Regions from separate parts of the Homo sapiens genome. Here region 2 is linked to region 1. The links are chromatin loops, found by intact Hi-C in ENCODE. Cell type or tissue: PC-9. All regions are shown on one strand.

What was found. A loop is a pair of places that touch in the nucleus more often than their neighbours do. Peaks named below come from ENCODE experiments on the same cell type or tissue, not always from the same donor. Only the 100,000 strongest peaks of a DNase experiment are listed, where the experiment ranks them.
Region 2: a loop joins it to region 1, with 3 times the contacts of the local background. A loop is called at or near these places in 6 of 110 quality-filtered maps.

The regions. Positions count from the first base shown.
Region 1 is chr6:11,066,058-11,074,057 of GRCh38, reverse strand. ELOVL2-AS1 (ELOVL2 antisense RNA 1) reads right to left here. Exons shown (of 5, transcript NR_038964.1): 4 at 513-603. Among named protein-coding and RNA genes, the nearest start is that of SMIM13, 24 kb to the left of the region's middle. In PC-9, CTCF peaks have their summits at 4,709 and 4,912 (motif pointing right); no DNase peak of the experiment used is centred here.
Region 2 is chr6:10,798,166-10,806,165 of GRCh38, reverse strand. MAK (male germ cell associated kinase) reads left to right here. Exons shown (of 15, transcript NM_001242957.3): 7 at 2,275-2,446; 8 at 4,107-4,274. Among named protein-coding and RNA genes, the nearest start is that of MAK, 36 kb to the left of the region's middle. In PC-9, CTCF peaks have their summits at 4,540 and 4,742 (motif pointing right); a DNase peak (open chromatin) is centred at 5,185; H3K27ac peaks cover 439 bases.

The sequences.
Region 1 (8,000 bases):
TGATATCTACTGATCTAGCCCACATTCATCTTCCAATAAGAGAGATGAGGACTGAATCTTCACTCAACAATGGCTTGTCCACTGGATTTTAAGCGCATCCGTAAAAATTCAATCCTCACACTTATCACTTACTTTGAAAGTTTTTATTGCCTTAGAGAAAATTCTGGGTTATATTTCATATAAAATTCTGGGTTATATTTAATACTGTTACTTACCTTTTTAATTCATTGCCTTGAAATGTCCTATTTTGTTATCACCTGAAACTATATAGTTTAAACTATAAGTGATTTATGGGTGAATACTTCCAAAAGGTAGAAAGTTTTTCAAGCAAAACAACTGCAACAGAATTAAAAAGGATTACCAGAAATCATCCAGTCCCTTGCTATTCAAAGTGTGGGCCACAGACTGGCAGAATCGGCACCACCTGAAGCAGAAACTCAGGTTGCACTCCACGCCTACTCAGTCAGAATCCGTGTTTTCACAAGATCCCCAGCTCATAGTTATGCACTGACCTCAGCTTTGTCCTCCTTACAAGTCAGGACTTTTGGTATCAGCAGGGGGAATAATGTTCATCAACTTAGATTTCATAGAACTTCCCCCAAACTAGAAAATGGCAAAAGAGAATAGTGAGTACACATTATATCTTGTCTTACATTTTGAGAGATATTCATATGTGTGTATCTATCTCTCTATATGTAGATATACACATATGTATACACACACACCAACTAGTTTATCTGTTCATGCCTATTTCATATCTGTTTTTCCAGTCCTTAGTGCAAATGTGTAAGAAAAACAGAAGTTGTCTGAAGCAAGCCTTCAGCTTTAGATCAACATGTGTATTAGTTCATTTTCTTTTTTTTTTTTTTTTTTTGAGTCTCGCTCTGTCACCCAGGCTGGAGGGCAGTGGCGTGATCTCGGCTTACTGCAAGCTCTGCCTCCCGGGTTCACACCATTCTCCCACCTCAGCCTCCCAAGTAGCTGGGACTACAGGCACCCGCCACCACGCCCGGCTAATTTTGTTTTTGTATTTTAAGTAGAGATGGGGTTTCACCCTGTTAGCCAGGCTGGTCTCAGCTAGTCTCAGTCTCCTGACCTTGTGATCCGCCCGCCTCGGCCTCCCAAAGTGCTGGGATTACAGGCGTGAGCCACGGCGCCCAGCCTATTAGTTCGTTTTCATGCAGCTTATAAAGACATACCTGAGACTGGGCAATTTACAAAAGAAAGAGGTTTAATGGACTCACAGTTCCACACGGCTGAAGAGGCCTCACAATCATGGTGGAAGGTGAAAGGTGCATCTCACATGGTGGCAGACAAGGAAGAGGGCTTGTGCAGGAAGATTCCCCTTTATAAAACCATCAGATCCTGGCTAGGCATGGTGGCTCATGCCTGTAAGCCCAGCACTTTGGGAGGCTGAGGTGGGAGGATCATTCGAGGTCAGGAGTTCGACACCGGCCTGGCTAACATGGTGAAACCCTATTTCTACTAAAAATACAAAAAATTAGCCAGGCACGGTGGCATGTGTCTGTAATCACAGCTACTCAGGAATCTGAAGCAGGAGAATTGCTTGAACCCGAGGCGGAGGTTGCAGTGAGCCGAGGTTGTGCCACTGCACTCCAGTTGGGGAACAAGAGCCAAGCTTCATCTCAAAAAAAAAGAAAAAAAAAAAAACCATCAGCTCTTGTGAGCCTTATTCACTATCATGAGAATAGTAAGGGAAAGACCCACCCCTGTGATTCAATTACCTCCCACCAGGTCCTTCCCACAACATGTGGAAATTGCGGGAGCTACAATTCAAGATGAGATTTGGGTGGGAACACAGCCAAACCATGTCAGCATGGTTATTTATATGGTCATCCTCTGGTCACCTCACTTACTACTCACACTTTTCACCTATTTGCCTACCCACTCCAACTCACCTCCCTATTCCTTCCCACCTCCCTTCCCTTTCTCTGTCTACTTTCTAGTGTTTTCTCTCTCAACCCAAGCAAAGCATTAACTTCTTGCCCATTCCGTTCTTAGAAGTGTGCCTCTACATGTATTTGTGTGTATGAATGTATCCTTATTAATTTGGAACTATGAGAGATCTAATGAAATTTATAGTGTAATGAAATGTAATGATAAATTTCACTTCAAAGTGCACTACTGAGTTCAAAGCAATGATCTAGGAAATACCGGGGATGGGGGGAGGCCGGAGGGAGGAAAGAAGACATTATCCCTTTTATATTTTTTACAATCTCATGGTGCAGAGAAGTATGAGATGTCTTATGTAGAAATGCAGATGCTATGTTATGGAAGTATAGAAGAAGTAGAAGCAGAATTCATGTTGAGTGGGGATGAAAAAAGAGAAAGCTTCCCAAAGGATGTGGTCTTGCATTGGTATTTTAAGAATAAATGGCATTTCCAGCTGGGTACAGTGTCTCACACCTGTAATCCCAGCACTTTGGGAGGCCGAGGCTAGTGGATCACTTGAGGTCAGGAGTTCAAGACCAGCCTGGCCAACATGGTGAAACCCTGTCTCTAATAAAAATACAAAAATCAGCTGGGCCTGGTGGTGGGTGCCTGTAATCCCAGCTACTCGGGAGGCTGAGGCAGGAGAATCGCTTGAGCCTGGGAGGTGGAGGTTGAAGTGAACTGAGACCATGCCACTGCACTCCAGTCTGGGCAACGGAGTGAGACTCTGTATCAAAAATAATAATAATAATAAATAAATAAATGGCATTTCCATAGATGGAGAAAGGAGAAGTGAGAAAAAGAAAAGGCATTTCAAGTGAGCATGGTACACGTTCTCAGGAAACAATCAGTATCACAGAGCACGTGAGGATGAAATTGAAGAAACAGACAGAGCCCACTTAGAGAAACTTACATGTCATGCTTGGGCACTAGGTTCAATTGTAGAGTAAAGGGAACCCAGTCTTATTATATCCAACCAGTTATTTCTTCTCCCAAACACAGCAAGAGCAATTTTGTTTTGAAATGCAGAGCTGAGAATGTACTGCCTATCCCATCTACCCTGCCTTCCATCGGCCTTTTTTTTACCAGCTCCCACTTTCTAAAGTAAAATAGCAACACTCCCCCTGATCTCCTTACTATGGAATCTTCCTTGTCTTTCACTTATCCTTTCTGGATGCAGAGTGGTGCACCTGCTGCTTTCTGTGTGTGCAATGCTCCTCCTCCACCAGCCTACCCCTCTCTTCAGCTGGTTAGCACCGTCCACCAAGTTCAGGTCATCTCAGCCCAAATATTGCTTTCTAACTTAGCTGGCTAAATTAGGTTAACATATTCATATAATTAAGATATTCACATAGAGTACCCTTTCAAAACACATATCACAGTTCATAATTTTTTTTAAATTATTTTTTGTGACAGGGTCTCCCTCTGTTGCCCAAGCTGGAGTGCAGTGATGCAATCTCAGCTCACTGCAACCTCCGCCTCCCAGGTTCAAGCAATTCTTGTCCCTCAGCCTCCGGAGTAGCTGGAATTACAGGCACATGCCATCACACTCAGCTAATTTTTGTATTTTTAGAAGAGACGGGTTTCACCATGTTGGTCAGGTTGGTCTCAAACTCCTGACCTCAAGTGATCCACACCTGCCTCCCAGCCTCCCAAAGTGCTGGGATTATAGGGTGTGAGCCACCGTGCCCGGCCTACAGTTCATAATTAAATACTTACTAACCTCTTCATTTGGTGAAAGTCTGTTCTCCAATAAGACCATAAACTCCCTAAAGACAGAGATATTTTATGGTTTGGATGTCTCCTCCAAAAGTCACATTGAAATTTAATTGCCACCGTAACAGTATTAAGAGGTGGGACCTTTAAGAGGTGATAGAGGCTCTGCCCTCATAAATAGATTAATGCCATTCCCTTGGGAGTGGGTTAGGAGTGAGTTCCAGATAAAATGAGTTCGACCCCCTTTCCTCTGCTCTCTCATGGTCTCTTGCCCTTCCAGCTTCCACTGTGGGTGACACAGCAAGAAAGCGCTTATCAGATGATCAGCCCCTTGACCTTAAACTCCCTAGCCTCCAGAGCCATAAAAAATACATTTCTTTTCCTTATCAATGACCCAAACTGTGGTATTCAGTTATAGGAGCATAAAACAGACTAAGATAGGAGATAATGTGTTTAGCTTAAAATGGGATTCCCACCACTTAACACTTTGTCTGTCACATGGTTTGCTGAATGAATGAGTAGGAATGACATAATTTGGACTGAGATTTGGCAGATGAATCAGAAGAGACTGGAGGCTATAAGTGTGCTTGCTCACAAGAATATATGGTGGGGAGGCTGTGTTGAAGAAAGGCATAGTATTACAAATTTCTTATTTCTTTTTTTTTTTTTTTTAGAGATGGAATCTCACTCTGTCGCCCTCAGGCTGGAGTGCAGTGGCAAGATCTTGGCTCACTGCAAGCTCCGCCTCCCAAGTTCACGCCATTCTCCTGCCTCAGCCTCCCAAGTAGCTGGGATTACAGGTGCCTGCCACCATGCCCGGCTAATTTTTGTATTTTTAGTAGAGAAAGGGTTTCACTGTGTTAGCCAGGATGGTCTCGATCTCCTGACCTCGTGATCCGCCTGCCTTGGCCTCCCAAAGTGCTGGGATTACAGGCGTGAGCCACCGCGTCTGGCCTACAAATTTCTCATTTTCATTAAGCCCATTTCTACTTTTTCCATGTGTAAACTATACACACATTAATGACTATATGTGCATGTATATGTCTTTCTAGGGGATCTGCAGGAGACAAATACCACTGGTGCATGGATAGTTTGTCAGAAGGCCATTTGCTTAAAGGAGAGGCTTCTTTTAGTACAGATTTTAAATAACATTCTCCAAATCCTATATTTAAGACACAAGTCAGAATGATCACATTGGCATAAATCACCTGCATTTATCAGAAGTGTATATAGTTTCTCCAGCAGAGGGTGCTAAAATATAAATTTGACACAGTGAAGCTCAGCATAAATTTATTCAATAGATTTGTCAGCTCAGTCTTTATTGTCAGGTTCTTGTAGCAAATCTAACCAAAAAGGGCCAGTCTTGTAGATTATGAGCATGGGAAGTCTTAGAACCAAAGTTTTACAAATGTGAAATTTTTAGTATTAAATCTTAAATACGAGGGCAATTTCCTCCAAGTTAGCTTGCTATAATACTTTGTAAAACTTTTAGTTAATGTTTTTTGGGGAAAGAACTTGTTACAAGGGGCTATATTATGTGTTATATACATAATATTTATATATTATGATTATAATGTAAGTCATCAAAGGACTGGAAAATAAGCCTTTTTAGAAAGATGGGCAAAATTATCATTAGTCCCTCCAATTTGTAGAGGGTGAGCGTTTTATCACACTCATCAAGACAAAATCCTTTCTCAAGTTATAGAGGCTCATTTTAATCCTCAGAAGCCTTTTTAAAAACCCTATATTTCAGTCAAATGAGGCTAGGTAATGCTGCAGTAACATTCCACCTCAAAGTTTCAGTCACTTAAAACATCCAGGGTTGATTTCCACCTTGTGCTGCATATCTATCACAGAGTTGGCTGGGGGATCTACCAGGTGAATCAGACCGAAGGAGCAGCCGTCACCCCAAAAGTCACCAGTTACTGTGGCAAAGGGACAGCAAAGCACAGGCAATCATGCGTTGGCTCCCAAAGTTTGTCTGGAGGTGGCATCCACTTCCTTCACTCACACTGTCTTAACTATACAGTAAATCACATGCCCACATCTAACTTCTAGAGTTCAGGAAATATACTACTATTGTGAATTTGGAGGAAAACCAGAAATATTTAATGGACAGCACTAAGAACTATTACATGTTATAAATGTGATAAGAAGAAAATAAAACATGTAAGTGTAAACATTAAAAAAATCTCATTGGAAATAATATAGCAACATTGATTTATACGTTATCCTTATATCTTTGAAGTGAGGGCCTGTAGGCTTATTATTAACTCAACTTTCATCCTTAGTCACAAGAGTTGCTAGCACGGATAATGAAAATACTTTGCTTTTGAATTCATTACTACATACTGTTTGGAGGGGAGGAGTGGGTAGTCGATTTACTCCTCTACTTAGGTTTGTCTTTGATTAATGTTAAACCTGCTTGACTTTCCTGAGAACATAACTGCAAGATGTGCGAGGAGGCAGGTGGGAGACACTAGGCTTGGGAAAAGGTCAGGCAGCCTGAGCTTCTGCTGCTGACAGGTGACAAAACAGAAATGAAAACCTTGCTGCTTAGCACGCCCTTTTTGCTTAGCCTCGTAAAGCCAGAGAAGCAGGTTTTTCTAATAAAGATGTAAAATGAAGTAAGTAGTCCCTCCAAGTACTAGAAAGGAGAGCCTTGCTTCTTAGCACACCCAAAAGGAATCTCAGATGGATCTGCCACTAAGCACAGAGTTTGGTCACCTTGTGCAGTGATAGCTGCTCACTGCTCACCAAGAACAATGCAGGGTTGCAGTCAGGTTGTAATCAGAGAGGCACAAAACAGGTTATCTTGGGAACCGAGGCTTTCCTGCCAAGATAGACCTGGCAAGCTGCCTGACCTAAACAGATAATGGCAGTTAATACAGGTGGACAACATGACCTTAACATCAGCACTCCAACCTGGATCCTGCCTGGAAAGGCAGTGAAGGCAGGGTCAGAGTTTAGTTCCTATCTGTCTGTGTCGCAAGTTGCTGAGCTGGGGAGAAAGCTTTAATGAATGCTTTGTGCATTTCCACGTAGTCAATTGGGAGAAAGAGAAGCCCCAAAGGAACTTCATTAGAATGTGGTATCACACTTTAATACTCATCATCTTCAATCCTCATCCACCTACACTTTGCTAATATCCTTCTCATCATTCAAGGGCCTTGCAGCTCCCACATTCTCCAAAATGCCTTCCCTAGACCCCCAAATTAGAATGACCTTTCTGCCTCCATCACTTTCTGTCTACAGCTCTACTACAGACTCCCGACAGCCCACTTTTTATTCAATCTGCTTTTGTATCTGTCTGTCTCCCGCCACCAACCTTTGGCCTGTGAGCATCTGGAAGGCAGAGATCAAACATCATTTATCTATGGATTTTGCTCAGCTCCTACCCAGTTCCATGTACACAGAAAGTTTGTTGATTTAGATTGACCACATGGCCATTTTATGACAGCATTCAATTTTTTTTTTGTTAACCTAGGAAAAATTTCAAACACCCATGAAAGTACTGAGAATAACATAGCACTCACTCAGCATGGCATTAACTTCTAATACGTTTACTCAGGCAGCGGAGCCTAGAGGTTGAGAACATGAACTCTGGAGTCAGAATGACGTGGTTCAGCTCTGTTTCTTATTACTTCACCTCTGGAAGTCTCAAATGGGAGAGTTTTTCTATCTGTAAAATTGGGCTGAGGGTTATTACACAGATTAACTGAGATAATATATGCAAAGCACTATGAGTGCTTGGTTCATAAAAAGGCCTCAAAAGGCAGCTACTATTAGTATCACATGTATTACCATAAACTCTTGAGACTGAGCTTACGGTCCATACAAAAAGGGACCATATATCCAAGCACAGTAATCACAAAAGTTGAAAATTATACGGATTAAAAACTATCTGATGAGAAAAAAAGAAGCTAAAGATCAAAAGAAAATTAAGAGACATATCAATCAATTACAATTATAGGCCCTTATATAGATCCTGTTTCAAATTAAGTAAACACTGACTTTATTTGATGTTATTGGGAATTACTGTTAACTTTTAAAGGTGTAATAATGGTATTGTGGTTATGGCTTTTAAAAGCAAGGGTCCTTACTTTTGAAAGATACAGCACATCCTGATATGTTTACAGATAAAAATATGGCATATGGGATTTGCTTTGGAATAATATAGGAAATACAGTATTTCCTATTTTTAAATAATACAGGAAATAACTGGGGGGTTTAGATAAATCTAAGTTAATTGTTGAGTTGGTGTCTTAGTTCAGGCTGCTATAACAAAATACCACAAATTGAGTGGGTTACAAACAACACAAATTTACTTC
Region 2 (8,000 bases), 270 kb after region 1:
GGGTGAAGGTCAAAGGGGAAATGGGCACGTGCGAGAAGGGAACAAACAAGAGGAGGAAGCTTGCCGTGGAGCAACCCACTCTCTCAGGAACTAATTTCATCTTGCCTGAAAAAGAACTCATTCACTACGTGAGAACAGCACCAGGCCTTTCATGAGGGATCCGCCCTGGTTACCTGCGAATGTGACCTTATTTTGAAATAGGGTCTTTGCAAATGTAATCAGATTAAGATGAGGTCAGACCACAGCCTGGCTGGTCTTAATCCAGTAAGACTGATGTCCTTATAAAAAGAAGGCAGACAGAGAGATGGAAGAGGGAAGACACGTGAAGGCACCTTGGGAGAAAGCAGTGTGATGTACACTTTAAATGGATCAACTGTATATTATGTGAATTATATATCAATAAAGCTTGTAAAAATATTCGTCAAAGTATAGTAAGTTCTCACTTAACATCATCAGTAGGTTCTTGGAAAGTTTCACTTTAAGTGAAACAACATATGATGAAACCAATTCGACCATAGGCTAATTAAAGTAAACAATTTTATGGCACGTTTCTGGTCACAAAAACATCACCAAACTTCTTTTTTTTTTTTTTTTCCTGTCACCCAGGCTGTAGTGCAGTGGCACGATCTCGGCTCACTGCAACCTCTGCCTCCCGGATTCAAGTGATTCTCCTGCCTCAGCCTCTCGAGTAGCTGAGCTTACAGACGCCCACCACTACACCCAGCTAAGTTTTTGTATTTTTAGTAGAGACGGGGTTTCACCATGTTGGCCAGGCCGGTCTCGAACTCCTGACCTCATGATTCACCCGCCTTGGTCTCCCAAAGTGCTGCAATTACAGGTGTGAGCCACTGTGCCTGGCCACCAAACTTCTAAATAGTGACCAAAACACTAATATTGAACATTGAAATACATGTAAGCTATACATACATTTGAGAAACATTAATAAAAACAAGGAAGATAATTATTCGCCAAGTTATTCTAGTTCAGGGTCACAGGTGGCAACAGCGTGTCCTGGAAGCTGGGGGTGCAAGGTGAGCACCAACCATGGACGGGACAGCCTCCCATGGCAGCACGCCCCCTCCCCACCCCCCCCCCGACACACACATGCACACACTCATCCTGGGGCCACACAGGCACCCCAGTTCACCTGACATGCACATATCTAGGATATGGGAGGAAGCTGGAGTCCTGGAGAAAACTTGTAGACTTGGGGAGAATGTGCAAACCCCACACATTGGCCCAGCCAGAAATGCCTTTCTTTTTTTTTCTTTCTCATCAACATTACAATGAAACAACATTGAGCAAAAACAACAGTGAACAAAACTAGTTTATTTGAGGGCTTGCAGTATTCTCAATGAAAGCAAAAAGACAGTATGCCAAACATTTGGACTGAAATATTTACACATTTTGGTTGGAAAAAAAGAGAATTGAGAGTGTCTTCCATTTAGCAGACTTTGTGTTGGACTCACCAGCTCACTTTGCTCTTGTAAATTGAGTATTTTTCTCAATTAAAAATATTGTTAGGCTGGGTGCAGTGGCTCATGCCTGTAATCTCAGCACTTCGGGAGGCTAAGGCAGGCTGATCACCTGAGGTCAGGAGTTCGAGACCAGCCTGGCCAACATGGGGAAACCCCGTCTCTACTAAAAATACAAAAATTAGCTGGGCATGGTGGTGTGCCCCTGTAATCCCCGCTGCTCGGGAGGCTGAGGCAGGATAATCACTTGAACCCAAGAGGCGGAGGTTGCAGTGAGCCGGGACCGCGCCATTGCACTCCAGCCTGGGCAACAAGAGCAAAACTCCACTCAATAAATATAGTTGACTACAGAAGAGGAGTCAGTTGAGGATATCAGTACTTTCAAACTGATAAAAAAAAACTCCACTACTCAGGATATAATCCTGTTCATCTTTTGTTTTCTGTGCTTCCTTGTGAATAGATGCTGAATATAATGCTTTGTAACATAGTTTTTCTACTTTTTTTCTTAATATATCAGATGGCACTTATTTCCATATCTATTCAGTTGAGTTCCTGTCTTAGGCTTGATGGACATTTCATAGACATTTGTCTCCAGCCCCACTCATTGTCTGTGATCAGGGAACATGTGTTGTGTCCTATTATCCCCAGAACATTGTACAAATGCCTGACACACAGATGGAACAGGGTCTGAATACCTGTTCCTTGATGGAAATGCATGACCACACAGCGTAGAATGCTACTGCCCATCCACCTTTGAAATTGCAATCAAAATTACCTCTTTTGTTCTCTATTTTCATAGGTATCGTGCCCCTGAAGTTTTACTGAGATCTTCAGTTTATAGTTCTCCCATTGATGTGTGGGCTGTTGGAAGTATCATGGCTGAACTCTATATGTTAAGGCCACTTTTCCCAGGGACAAGTGAGGTCGATGAAATCTTTAAAATTTGCCAAGTTTTAGGGACTCCCAAAAAAGTAAGTACTCTTGTCCCTAAGTTGCTATAACTTTTGATTATTTCTATCTTGCTACTTTGCTTTTAATTTTATAATTTTGATTATTTACAACTTTTGCCTAGATATCTGATATTTTCATTTTGAAATAGGCTCATACTTTAATGATTAATTTTCTTATAATTCTTTTTTTTTTTTTGAGATGGAGTCTTGCTCTGTTGCCCAGGTTGGAGTGCAGTGGCTCAATCTCAGCTCACTGCAACCTCCACCTCCCAGGTTTAAGCAATTCTCATGCCTCAGCCTCCCAAGTAGCTGGGATTACAGGTGTGCACCACCACGCCTGGTCAATTTTTCTATTGTTAGTAGAGAGGAGATTTCACCATGTTGGCCAGGCTGGTCTTGAACTCTTGAGCTCAAGCGATCTGCGATCTGCCCACCTCAGCCTCCCAAAGTGCTGGGATTACTTGGTGTGAGCCACCACGCCCGGCTGTAATCCTTATTTTTTTAATCGGAGTGGGTTAAGGATTGCAAGAAGCCAGAATCCCACCAGCTGAAGAAAAACAGGTGCTTGCCTTTCCTTAAGAACTTCAGGAAAAATTCTGTGTGTTTAGAGTGTAACTTGGGGGTGATGCCCAGCTGACACTGTACAGACAGCCTTGCTTGAGCTCTTTCCTGCTCATTCTGTGGCTGGCCATTGGCATCACCTGTTAACCCCTGGTGTCTTGAACCTTGTTTTTTCTTAACCGTTTCTTGTTTCCTTTTTTATATCTCCCCTGTGGATATTTGACTTCTTGAACTGAGTGCTTTTCAATTAACTATATTTCATCTACACCTTTCTTTCTGAAATGTGCTTTATAAGTGTGTATATAATGACATCCTAATTAAATTAGTAAGTGCCTTGTAGTTAACATTACACAAGTAAATGTAGATATTAAAGCTTTAATGTAATTGTCATTTCCCAGATATGTGCATTTTTAACATTGTATGCAATGGGTAATATACACGACAAGGATCTTTGTTCACAGTCAGCCTCTTTGTAAAGCACTTTTCCTTATTTGTTCAGAGTTAACCCAGGTATCATCACAGCAACATCACCATCAGGATCTAAAACCAGACAAGAGCTTAATATTGCAAAATTTATAAAGGCGGGCATGGTGGCTCATGCCTGTAGTCCCAGCACTTTGGGAAGCCCAGGCAGGAGGATCACTTGAGCCCAGGAGTTCAAGACCAGCCTGGGCAACATAGTGAAACCCCGTCTCCACAAAAAAAAATTAGCCAGGTGTGATGGTGCGCACCTGTAGTCCCAGCTACTCAGGAGTCTGAGGTAGGAGGATCTTTTGAGCCCGGGAGGGTGAGGCTGTAGTGAGCCATGATTGCTCCACTGCACTCCAACCTGGATAACAGAGCCAGATCCTGTCTCAAAAAAAACACAAAAAAACAAACAAAAAAAAGCTATAAAAGTGCTTTTCGCATTGTTTCCTAACTCTCAGCTTAATGTTCTTTCTATACTGTCGTAGCACTAAATTATAGACGTGGTCTGGTATTTCATTTTCATGTTTATATGGATCAACATGAAAATGTTCAAACATAAATGATGTTTATATTACTGCTGTGTTTTTTAAATGGATTACTAAAAACAATTTGTTTTGCCCTCCCCACCTGCACTTATATATTCCTGAAACAGAGTGACTGGCCAGAAGGATACCAGCTGGCATCCTCTATGAACTTCCGTTTTCCCCAGTGTGTTCCTATAAACTTAAAAACTCTTATTCCCAATGCCAGTAATGAAGCTATTCAGCTCATGACCGAAATGTTGAATTGGGATCCAAAGAAACGACCGACAGCAAGCCAGGTAAGAGGAGTCTTCCTGTTAGACCTTTAAAAATGTTTAGGTTTTGTAATATCAGGGATGTTTTCATTTACAAAGGCAGGTCTATTCTCAACCAGGATTTTACTAAGAGAATTAAACACAAAGTCCTAGGCATCCAGCGTATGTAATAAATTAATTTCTAGGCATATAATATCATTGGGAGAAATGCAGAAATAGCCACACCAATGATTTTCTGAGTTTTGTGGTTCAAATGAAGAACCCTGAGGTTGCAACAAGGAATCAATCTGCAATGATAAAAATTCAGACCTGCGACAGACTAGTTATGAAGGAATCTGTCATGGAAGCAAAAAGGCATCTCATGAATCATTCCACATAGTAGACTTTCCTATGCTGCCTTTACAGTTTAGGGGTGGGATTCTGGTTCACTTTATACAACAGTATCATCCCTTGCTGGGACTGGAGTGTGCAGCCTCTGGCTGCCACAAGAGGGCAGCATTGTGGCACCCAGGCTTTGTTCCTTTGTGACTACACCTGACATATCTACAGATGTATTCCAAGTCTAGGGCCTTTAAACCCAGTGTTTTTGTCTGCAAGGCTTCAATAAAAAGGCAATAATAAACTTTATTGTATTCTCATCATTTAAATATAAATTCCATGTGAAAATTACAAAAATTTATTTTGCTTTTTTTAAAATTAATCTTGAGAAAATGTTTTCTAAATGTCATCTGGAAGAACAAATGGGAAAGGATAGTCAAGATATGTTAAAACAAGAATAAGGAATTAGAGAGCGGTGATAGGGATGGACAGCTTGCCCCATCAGATATTAAAGTAATCTTTAAATTGATGATGGTAACAGTGGAAGTACTGGCATAAGAATTGACAAATAGCTGAATGTTGCAGAACATATGAGTCAGCACAAGGTAAACAAACGTGGCATCACAAAGAGGGGAGGACGGCTCAGTGGGTGATACTGGGAAAATTCATTAGCTCTTAGGGAAAAAAATAAATTGAGGTCCTTACTGCTCACCATACTTTACAACTCACAGAAGGGTTACATTTTGTTGTTGTTGTTGAGATGGAGTTTCACTCTTGTTGCCCAGGCTGGAGTGCAATGGCATGATCTCGGCTCACCGCAACCTCTGCCTCCTGGGTTCAAGTGATTCTCCCACCCTCAGCCTCCCGAGTAGCTGAGATTACAGGCATGAGCCACCACGCCTGGCTAATTTTGTATTTTTAGTAGAGACAGGGTTTCTCCATGTTGGTGAGGCTGGTCTCGACCTCCCAACCTCAGGTGATCTGCCCTCCTTGGCCTCCCAAAGTGCTGGGATTACAGGTGTGAGCCACCGCGCCCGACCAGGATTACATTTTCAAAGTGTAAAAAAAAAAGCACCCTAAACTGTTAGAAACAAAAGGAAAGCATACATGTGTATTTGATCTCAAGGTGAAAAAACACGGGTATAAAAATAATAGAAGAAACCACAAAAGGAAGATTCAAACAATTTGATTACATAAAAAGTAAAATTTTTCTCTATGTAAAAATCTTAAAATGGAAAGATAAGACAGAGAAAATTATTTTTAATTCTTAATATAATACTCCTACAGAAACACAAGAAAAATACTGAAATGTGTATGTGTATTTTCTTTTTTTTTTGAGATGGAGTTTCTGTTGCCCAGGCTGGAGTGTAGTGGCATGATCTCCACTCACTGCAACCTCCGCCTCCTGGGTTCAGGCGATTCTCCTGCCTCAGCCTCCCGAGTTGCTGGGATTGCAGGTGCCCGCCACCACGCTTGGCTTATTTTTGTATTTTTGTAGAGACCAGAGGGGTTTTTTTGTTTAGTTTTTTTTTGTTTTTGTTTTTGTTTTTGAAACGGAGTCTCGCTCCATCGCCCAGGCTGGAGTGCAGTAGCGTGATCTCGGTTCACTACACCCTCCGCCTCCCAGATACAAGCAATTCTTCTGTCTCAGCCTCCCTAGTAGCTGGGACTACAGGTGCCTGCCACCACACCTGGCTAATTTTTGTATTTTTAGTAGAGATGGGGTTTCACCTTGTTGGTCAGGCTGATCTTGAACTCCTGACCTTAGGTGATCCACCCACCTCGGCCTCCCTAAGTTCTGGGATTACAGGAATGTGCCACTGTGCCTGGCCAGAGACGGAGTTTTACCATGTTGGCCAGGCTGCTGTTGATCTCCTGACCTCAGGTGATCTGCCTGCCTTGGCCTCCCAAAGTGCTGGGATTACAGGCATGAACCACTGTGCCCAGCCGTTTAAGTGTATTTTCTAATTTTTCTTTTTTAAAATTTTTTGAAAGTTTTGTTTCTTTAAAGATGGGGTCTTACTATGTTGTCCTGACTGGTCTCAAACCCCTGGTCTCGTGCAGTTCTCCTGCCTTGGCCTCCCAAAGTGCTGAAATAATATAGGCGTGAGCCACCACACCTGGCCCATATTTTCTAATTTTTCTAAACATTCATTACCTTCATAATAAAGACATAATAAGTTTTTCAAATGTATTTTAAAAAGAAAAGTAGTAATGGGACATGAAAAAGAAACACAGGAAAAGAAATACAGATTACAAAAAATATTTTTTAAATGTTCAGTCTTTGTTTACTATTATAAAATGCAAGTAGAAATGAGATACCGTTTTTCATTTATCTCTCTTAGTAAGAGAAAGTAATTTTGTAGTATATAAAAAGAGCCTTGAAGACAATCAGAAATTATGCTCAAAGATGTTCAATTCCAATAGAAAACTGTACATTGAAAGTTAATCAAAATGTTTCCAACCATGTGCGGTGGCTCTGCAGTGCCGCACACCTGTAATCCCAGCACTTTCCGAGGCAGGCGGATCACTTGAGGTCAGGAGTTTGAGATCAGCCTGGCCAACGTGGCAGAACCCCATCTCTACTAAAAATACAAAAAATTAGCTAGGCATGGTGACACACACCTGTAATCTCAGCTACTCGGGAGGCTGAGGCAGAAGGATAGCTTGAACCCAGGAGGCGGAGGTTGCAATGAGCCAAGATCGTGCCACTGCACTCCAGCCTGGGTGACAGAGTGAGACTCTGTCTCAAAAATAAATAAATAAATAAATAAATAAATAAATAAATAAATAAATAATGTTTCTAAACTTAGGTTATGTGCATCTTTAATTTGGAATATACTGCCAGCATTAACAGTGAATTTGTAAAATAAAATTTTTAAATAATTTGGGAGAAATCTCATGCTAAAATACTATTATACAAATAATATGATTTTGTTTTTGAAAAATATATTTTATATGATGAGAAAAAAATACCGAAAAGTATAAAAAATGTTAGTCTTGGTTGTCTCTGGGTGTTAAATTTTTATTTTTGTCTTGAGAACTCTATACGTTTCTCATTCTCTACAATGATCACTGCTTCCCTTAAGTAAATAGGAAAAAATAAATGCTATTAATTTTTAAAGTTTTCCCTCTTCTTGAAGGATAGTAACTGGTATCTTAAAGTATCTTAAAAGGGAAGAGTTGGCCGGGCACAGTGGCTCATACCTGTAATCCTAGCACTTTGAGAGGCCAAGGTGGGCGGATCACGAGGTCAGGAGCTTGAGACCGGCCTGACCAACATGGTGAAACCCTGTCTCTATTAAAAATACAAAAATTAGCTGGGCATGGTGGCGTGTGCCTGTAATCCCAGCTACTCGGGAGGCTGAGGCAGGAGAATTGCTTGAACCCAGGAGGCGGATGCAGTGAGCCAAGATCGTGCCACTGCACTCC